Regions from separate parts of the Mus musculus genome. Here region 1 is linked to region 2. The links are chromatin loops, found by intact Hi-C in ENCODE. Cell type or tissue: heart. All regions are shown on one strand. Links, peaks and the distances in the headings refer to the core of each region. The heading gives the core; the rest is flanking DNA. Region 1 overlaps Cacna1d (calcium channel, voltage-dependent, L type, alpha 1D subunit). Region 2 overlaps Cacna1d (calcium channel, voltage-dependent, L type, alpha 1D subunit).

The links. Hi-C counts contacts between places; a loop is a spot of excess contacts. Peaks named below come from ENCODE experiments on the same cell type or tissue, not always from the same donor. Only the 100,000 strongest peaks of a DNase experiment are listed, where the experiment ranks them.
Region 1: it touches region 2 in a loop (5-fold over the local background); 3 of 42 quality-filtered maps call a loop at or near these places.

Annotation. Positions count from the first base shown.
Region 1 is chr14:30,046,612-30,049,411 of GRCm38, forward strand. It overlaps Cacna1d (calcium channel, voltage-dependent, L type, alpha 1D subunit), which reads right to left. Exons shown (of 47, transcript NM_001083616.2): 43 at 2,360-2,509; 44 at 597-760. Among named protein-coding and RNA genes, the nearest start is that of Gm52108, 12 kb to the left of the region's middle. In heart, for the core only: a CTCF peak has its summit at 1,614 (motif pointing right); no DNase peak of the experiment used is centred there.
Region 2 is chr14:30,099,241-30,102,040 of GRCm38, forward strand. Cacna1d (calcium channel, voltage-dependent, L type, alpha 1D subunit) reads right to left here. Exons shown (of 47, transcript NM_001083616.2): 26 at 1,457-1,603; 27 at 1-3. Among named protein-coding and RNA genes, the nearest start is that of Gm52106, 28 kb to the left of the region's middle. In heart, for the core only: no CTCF peak of the experiment used is centred there; no DNase peak of the experiment used is centred there; H3K27ac peaks cover 294 bases.

The DNA of each region.
Region 1 (2,800 bases), core at 124-2,623, 53 kb before region 2:
GACACAGACCTGGAAGAGGGGTGGCAGGAACCAAAGGGCAAAGACCCCTGCTGGGCCTCACTTACACCTGTTTCGTTTGGTATCTATGGATTAAGGAAAGGCTTCATTTAGCAGCATGTGTTTGGGGCTAATTAAATATTAAGCACTCAAATGGATTTGACTAGACTCCCAGCAGGCCGTGGCAGCTGGGGTGGGGTATGGCCACCCATGTTCTTTCCTGTGTGCTCAGTCAGGCTCGGGAGCTCCTGTGTTTCGACTGTTCTTGGTTATTAAACAGAATCCTCAATTTAGCTTCTTTCCTCCGAAACACAAAAAATGGATATTCTTTACCATCATCAAACACCCATACTTGGCAAAGTTCAAATGCCCTTCTAGGGGTTGGCAGAGCCTTGGGGATGACCCTACAGGTACAGGAGAAAGGAGAGCCCCCATTTTGCTTTGGGCCAGGAAAGCACTGTCTATCCAGGTACTGGCTGGTCTTAGGAGTTACCAGCACTTCCCTGGTAACACACATCAATTATTAATCCAGGGTTAGGATGGGGACAGGCATGGTGCCCTCTGGGAGGCTCCACCCTAAACAAGAAAGCTGGCCTCACATGGTGGGGTAGGAGGTAGAAGACGTCTCCTCGGAGATCTCCGTGAATCATAGCCAGTGGGAGAGTCATCATCTTCTAAGAAGCCTTGGGGGTGGTGGTAGCCTCGGGGCCTCTCAAAGTCCATGGAGCTGCCTGGGTACCTGTTGTAGTAGTTGTAGTTTTGCCTGGCAGTTAGTGAGAGAAAACATGAGAAGGCACTTGTGAGGGTCTGGGCAAGAACACTTGACCTAACTCCTACAAGCCCTGTCTTATGAGTGGTGGAAACTTCCGGGTAGAAAACAAGGACCATCTCCGGAGATTGGAGCTGGAGGCTTGGAATAAGACACATGGCAGTCATTTTCATGCCTGGGACACCCTCAGGCCCGAAGCGAATGGTGATCACACAAAGCTTGTCAACTGGCTACCCTTTACTCGTCTCCTGGAGGCCTCTGTCCCAAGGAGCTGCCCTCTCCAAGTACCCGGCAGGACACGGAGCTTAGAGCATGCCATCAGTGTGCAGGCTCAGTACAATGTAAAAAGTGGGAGAGAGTGGTGAGTTCCACGGTTGGGTTCTTGTTTGAAGGGCATGATTCAGTTCCAAACAGGAGAGATGCGAAGGCTGGCCTGCTGCTGCTGTTAAAGTAGACTGAGACCAGCAGGGGTGGCTAGGACACCTGAGAGGGAGACCTGGGATGACAAGCCCCAGAGGTGGGGTGTACATAGGTCCATGTGGCTCCAAATCAGTGAATGTGGAAGTTGGGCGCTGGTGGGAGGTGGTGGAAAAGGGCCTGTCAGAGCACAGGTAAAGGTGAGGCTGTGTCTCAGGAGCCAGGCAAGGAGCCATAGCACCATTTCAACCTGGTGGCCCCAGCCTGATGAAAAAAGTGAGTCACGGGTCAGGAAGGATTGGGGTAGGTAATTTTGTCCTCCAGTACTGGCTGCAATGTGTCTTATGTTTAAAAAAGATTTATTTATTTATATATTATATATATGAGTGTTTTGTGAGCATATATGTGTGCTCTGTGCATGCAATGCCCATTGAGACCAGAAGAGGGCATCAGATCTCCCTGGAACTGGAGTTAAGTGATAGTTGTTAGCACCACGGGCCATGTGGGGGGCTACAAACAGAACCCAGGTCCTCTGGAAGTACGGCAAACACTCTTCATCCTTGAACCATATCTCCAGCCCTGTACAATGCCTATTTTAGCCAGCAGCATTCTTTCTGCAGGACAGAAGTTGGGGGAGGCACCTCTGCTTGAGGGAAGCTGTTCCTACCTCTTGTCCCCATACCTTCAGGAGGCCCTTTCATTGGCATAGGAAGCAGGAGTCACTGAGACTCCAGCCAGCATGCTATGCAAACATAGCTGAGGCTGGTGTTCCTATGTCAGTTAATAAGAACTCATCTCTCAGGCCAGGTGTAGTGGAGCACACCTTTAACCCCAGCACTTGAGATGAAGGCACACAGATCTCTGTGAGTTCTAGGCCAGCATGGTCTACAGAGTTCCAGGATATCCAGTGCTATGTAGAGAGGCCCTGCCTCGAAATACCCACCCCCTAAAACAATCTAACATCTGAGATGGCAGGGTCTGAAACCGTGGAAGTCCAGTTCCCAGGGCCAGAGCCTTTCTGAGGGCCCCCGGGGCCCAGGGTGAAATAAGGCAAACTTGAACTCCTGCCCTGATGTGTCAGAGGAATCCTGAGTGTGTGTGGCTCTCTGAGCCCTCAACAGGAGCAGAGTAGAGGACGGCTGGTCTTCTGAGCTCTGCCCAGGCTGAGCCCCTCACCTGCTCCAGGTGGGAGAGCTGTCGTCCTCACAGCACTCCTCGCTACTGAAATACTCCTGTTCCCCCAAGCAGCGGGGGTCTCGGAAGTAGCCGTGTATCTCAGGATCTTCACGGCAAATGGTTGGAAATTGCTCATCTCCTGACTCAGACCTGCAGTTGGGAAAGAGATCTGAGAGCTTGAGGAGGTGGCAGCTAGATCCTTCAGCCATGCCTCTGCAACAGCCTGTGTCCTCCCTCAGAGTGCCTCCATCTTCCTACGCATCCCTGCCCCGGGGCCATAAGACTACTCAGGCCCTGGCCAAAGTGCCCTGTGCCTGTGCCTCTGTGTGTGTGTGTGTGTGTACTTGTGGTCTCAGTACCTTGCCCAGTGCTAGGGCCAAACCACTGTGCCTAGAGACCTCGAGACATAGACACAGGTGTAATGTGAATAACAGAGCAAGG
Region 2 (2,800 bases), core at 201-2,700:
AACCTGGAGGACAGGAAAACTAGGTAAGAGCCCCACAACCCCACAGTCCAAGTAGCTCAGCCCACTGCACTGCCTGATGCTCCCAGAATTCATCTGCACAGTCACTGTGTGTATTGGGGGAGGGACATGAAGGCCTCTGAACACAGCTGGGTCACTGAGGCCTTAGGCCTCAGGCGCAGACAGCTGGTATGTTGATGAGAGGTTACCCAGATAGAATCATTCAAAGAATATCTGGAGAACTGAGAAATCAAAAGAATTTCACAAACAGTCAGCAATGCAACCTCCCACGAAGAGATAAGAGATAAAGTGAATCACATTGACATACTGAAGGAACTGAAAATTGTGTGTGAACTGACAGATACCCTGCACCCAAACAGAAAGTTCCAACATACGGCAGAACTCTGGAGAAGGACACCACCATAAAACACCCCAACTTAGACTAGCCCACTCGAATGCAGCCCAGGACCCCAGCCCATGGTAAAAAGGCATTCACATCTCTCCTTTCATCTTTACTTCTCTCTAGCAGGGCAGATATCACCACCACTCCCTTTTTATCGAGGGTCAGAAAGGCATCTGAGTGCCAAGGTCACAAGGTCACCAATGCTCAGCAGCAGAGTCCAGGGCTAGGCTCTGGCCCTGTAGCTCTGAGCCCCAGGCTGGTTCACATCCTGTCAGCTGCCTCAGTGGCTAACTGAACCCTGGCAGCCAGCAAGAACCAGCCTGGGCACTCCCCTCCTCAAGCTCCTCTGGGCATGGGGCATGTGAAGAAAGGTAGAAGGATATCCGAGGTTCCTTCTTGCCCTTTCTTTTCTTTCTTTTTTATGTTCTGGGATCCACACTCAGCCAGATCCCAGCCACGCATCCAGATTCTCTTCTGTACTAAGTATGTCTATGAAACATTTCTACTAGCTCTGGGCTCAGGGCTCAGAGCAAGCACAGTGCCTCAAACATTCGAGATCTTCCACATTGTCTAGCACAGCATATTGCATGGGGTTTACAACAAAGGCGTAATTTATGAATGAATGTATAAGCACCTCCATGAAAGAAAAGTGGCAACTGCCCATGGCTGGCACACACATGAATACTCATTCTGTATCAAGATGAGTGGAAGAGTGAATGGCAGTTTGGATGCTGTCAAATCCTCTTTAAGAGCATCAGAAGGGCAGCTACCAACAGAAGTTTATACAACAAATGTCTCTTAGGACCTCTTTAACCACACCCAGAGATGCTGCCCAGGTACTTCCCAGAAGAAAGACGCAGATGTTTAACACCTGCCTGTTCAGATGGAGGAGCCATGATGGGCAAGAAATGATGACAATTTGCCCAGCGTTAGTCACAGGCTAGCTCACTAGCTGTGAAGAGCAAAAGTCGCACCTGCTCAAGGAAGGAAGACAGCATGGAGTTGCTAAGGAGCAGATACGGACCTTGTGGGAAATAGAACATTCTCTATACTCACGCGGGCCAGCCCTCAAAAGTTGAGACTGTGAACAGCGCCATCATAGCCGAAAGGACATTGTCAAAATTGAAATCACTATTTTGCCAGATCCTCTCACGGACCACAGGACTGTCAACATCGCCGTCCTTATAAAGAATGAAAAGCCCCCTGTAGAGGAAAGGCATTAGAGTCATCCTGGCTTCACGCATGACAGTATTAGTCCCACGCTAGAACATTACATGTAGTCTCAGCCAGGCCATGTACCTGAGCACAGGCCAGGTGGAGTTTCTCCCCTGCTTTTCCCACATTTAATCTGCTCTATAGCTCAAATAAATCCCTAGTATTGTCTAGTGTAAAGTAGGCTCTCTGGGGCAGGAACAGCTAGACAAACAGTGTGGACCCGTTGGCAATTAGCTCTGACCAAATGGTAACTTGTTTCTCACATAAGACAGGCTGGGAACACATGTGGAAAAATCAATACTTTGGCCATGGAGAATTCCATAAACTCTTGAGAAGCAAGCTGGGGTATCTGCTTGTCCACAATCTAGTTTCAACAAATCTCTTCCTTTACATACCATTGATATTACCAATTTTCCTTCCAAAACAATTCTGTAACTGCTGTCACACACCATTTCTTACAGAACTGTACTTGTGGATGGAGCCCAGAGATAAAGCCCGTTACTGTCATTTCCTAACAACAGGCAGCTAGAGGGAAGGACCTGCATAGCCACACTGTGGCTGCACTAATCAACTTGTGTGGTGCTCTGCATCCCCCTGCCCGGGGCTGATAGCATCTTTGAAGATGTATGTAGTCAAAGACAAACTGTACCTGACACCCCACAGCCACGTCATTTATTCAAGGAAGCCCAAACCAAAGCACACGGGGCAGGCAGCTAGACCCCTGCAGGATGTAACTCTAAAGGTCAAGGACATGAGTTTCTGTGGCCATAAGCTCTGGGTAACGTATGCATGGACTGGGAAAATTCCACGTTTGCCGAGCATCTTGAATTATGATATGCAAACATTTCTTGCTGCTTCTCCTTTGTTGACGGTTGTGAAGAGAAATGTGCCATAATATGGGTAAGAATCAAAATAGGACCAGGGAGCAAAGACTGCCAAGTCTTCCAGAAGAGGGCAGCCCACTCCTGAGCCCTGGGAGTGGAGCTGCAAGTTTGACTTGGGAGAGTACCGTTCACGTTCCTCAGATACTGGGTGGCCCTCAGTCACTTATTTCAGGGCTCCTTCCCCCAGCAGACAGGCTCCATACTAAGGAGTTAGAGCCACCTACATTCTTTTGGGATGATAAAAATGTTTCAAACCTTGAGAGAGGCCCTGACTAAACAATGACTGACCACACTGAATAGA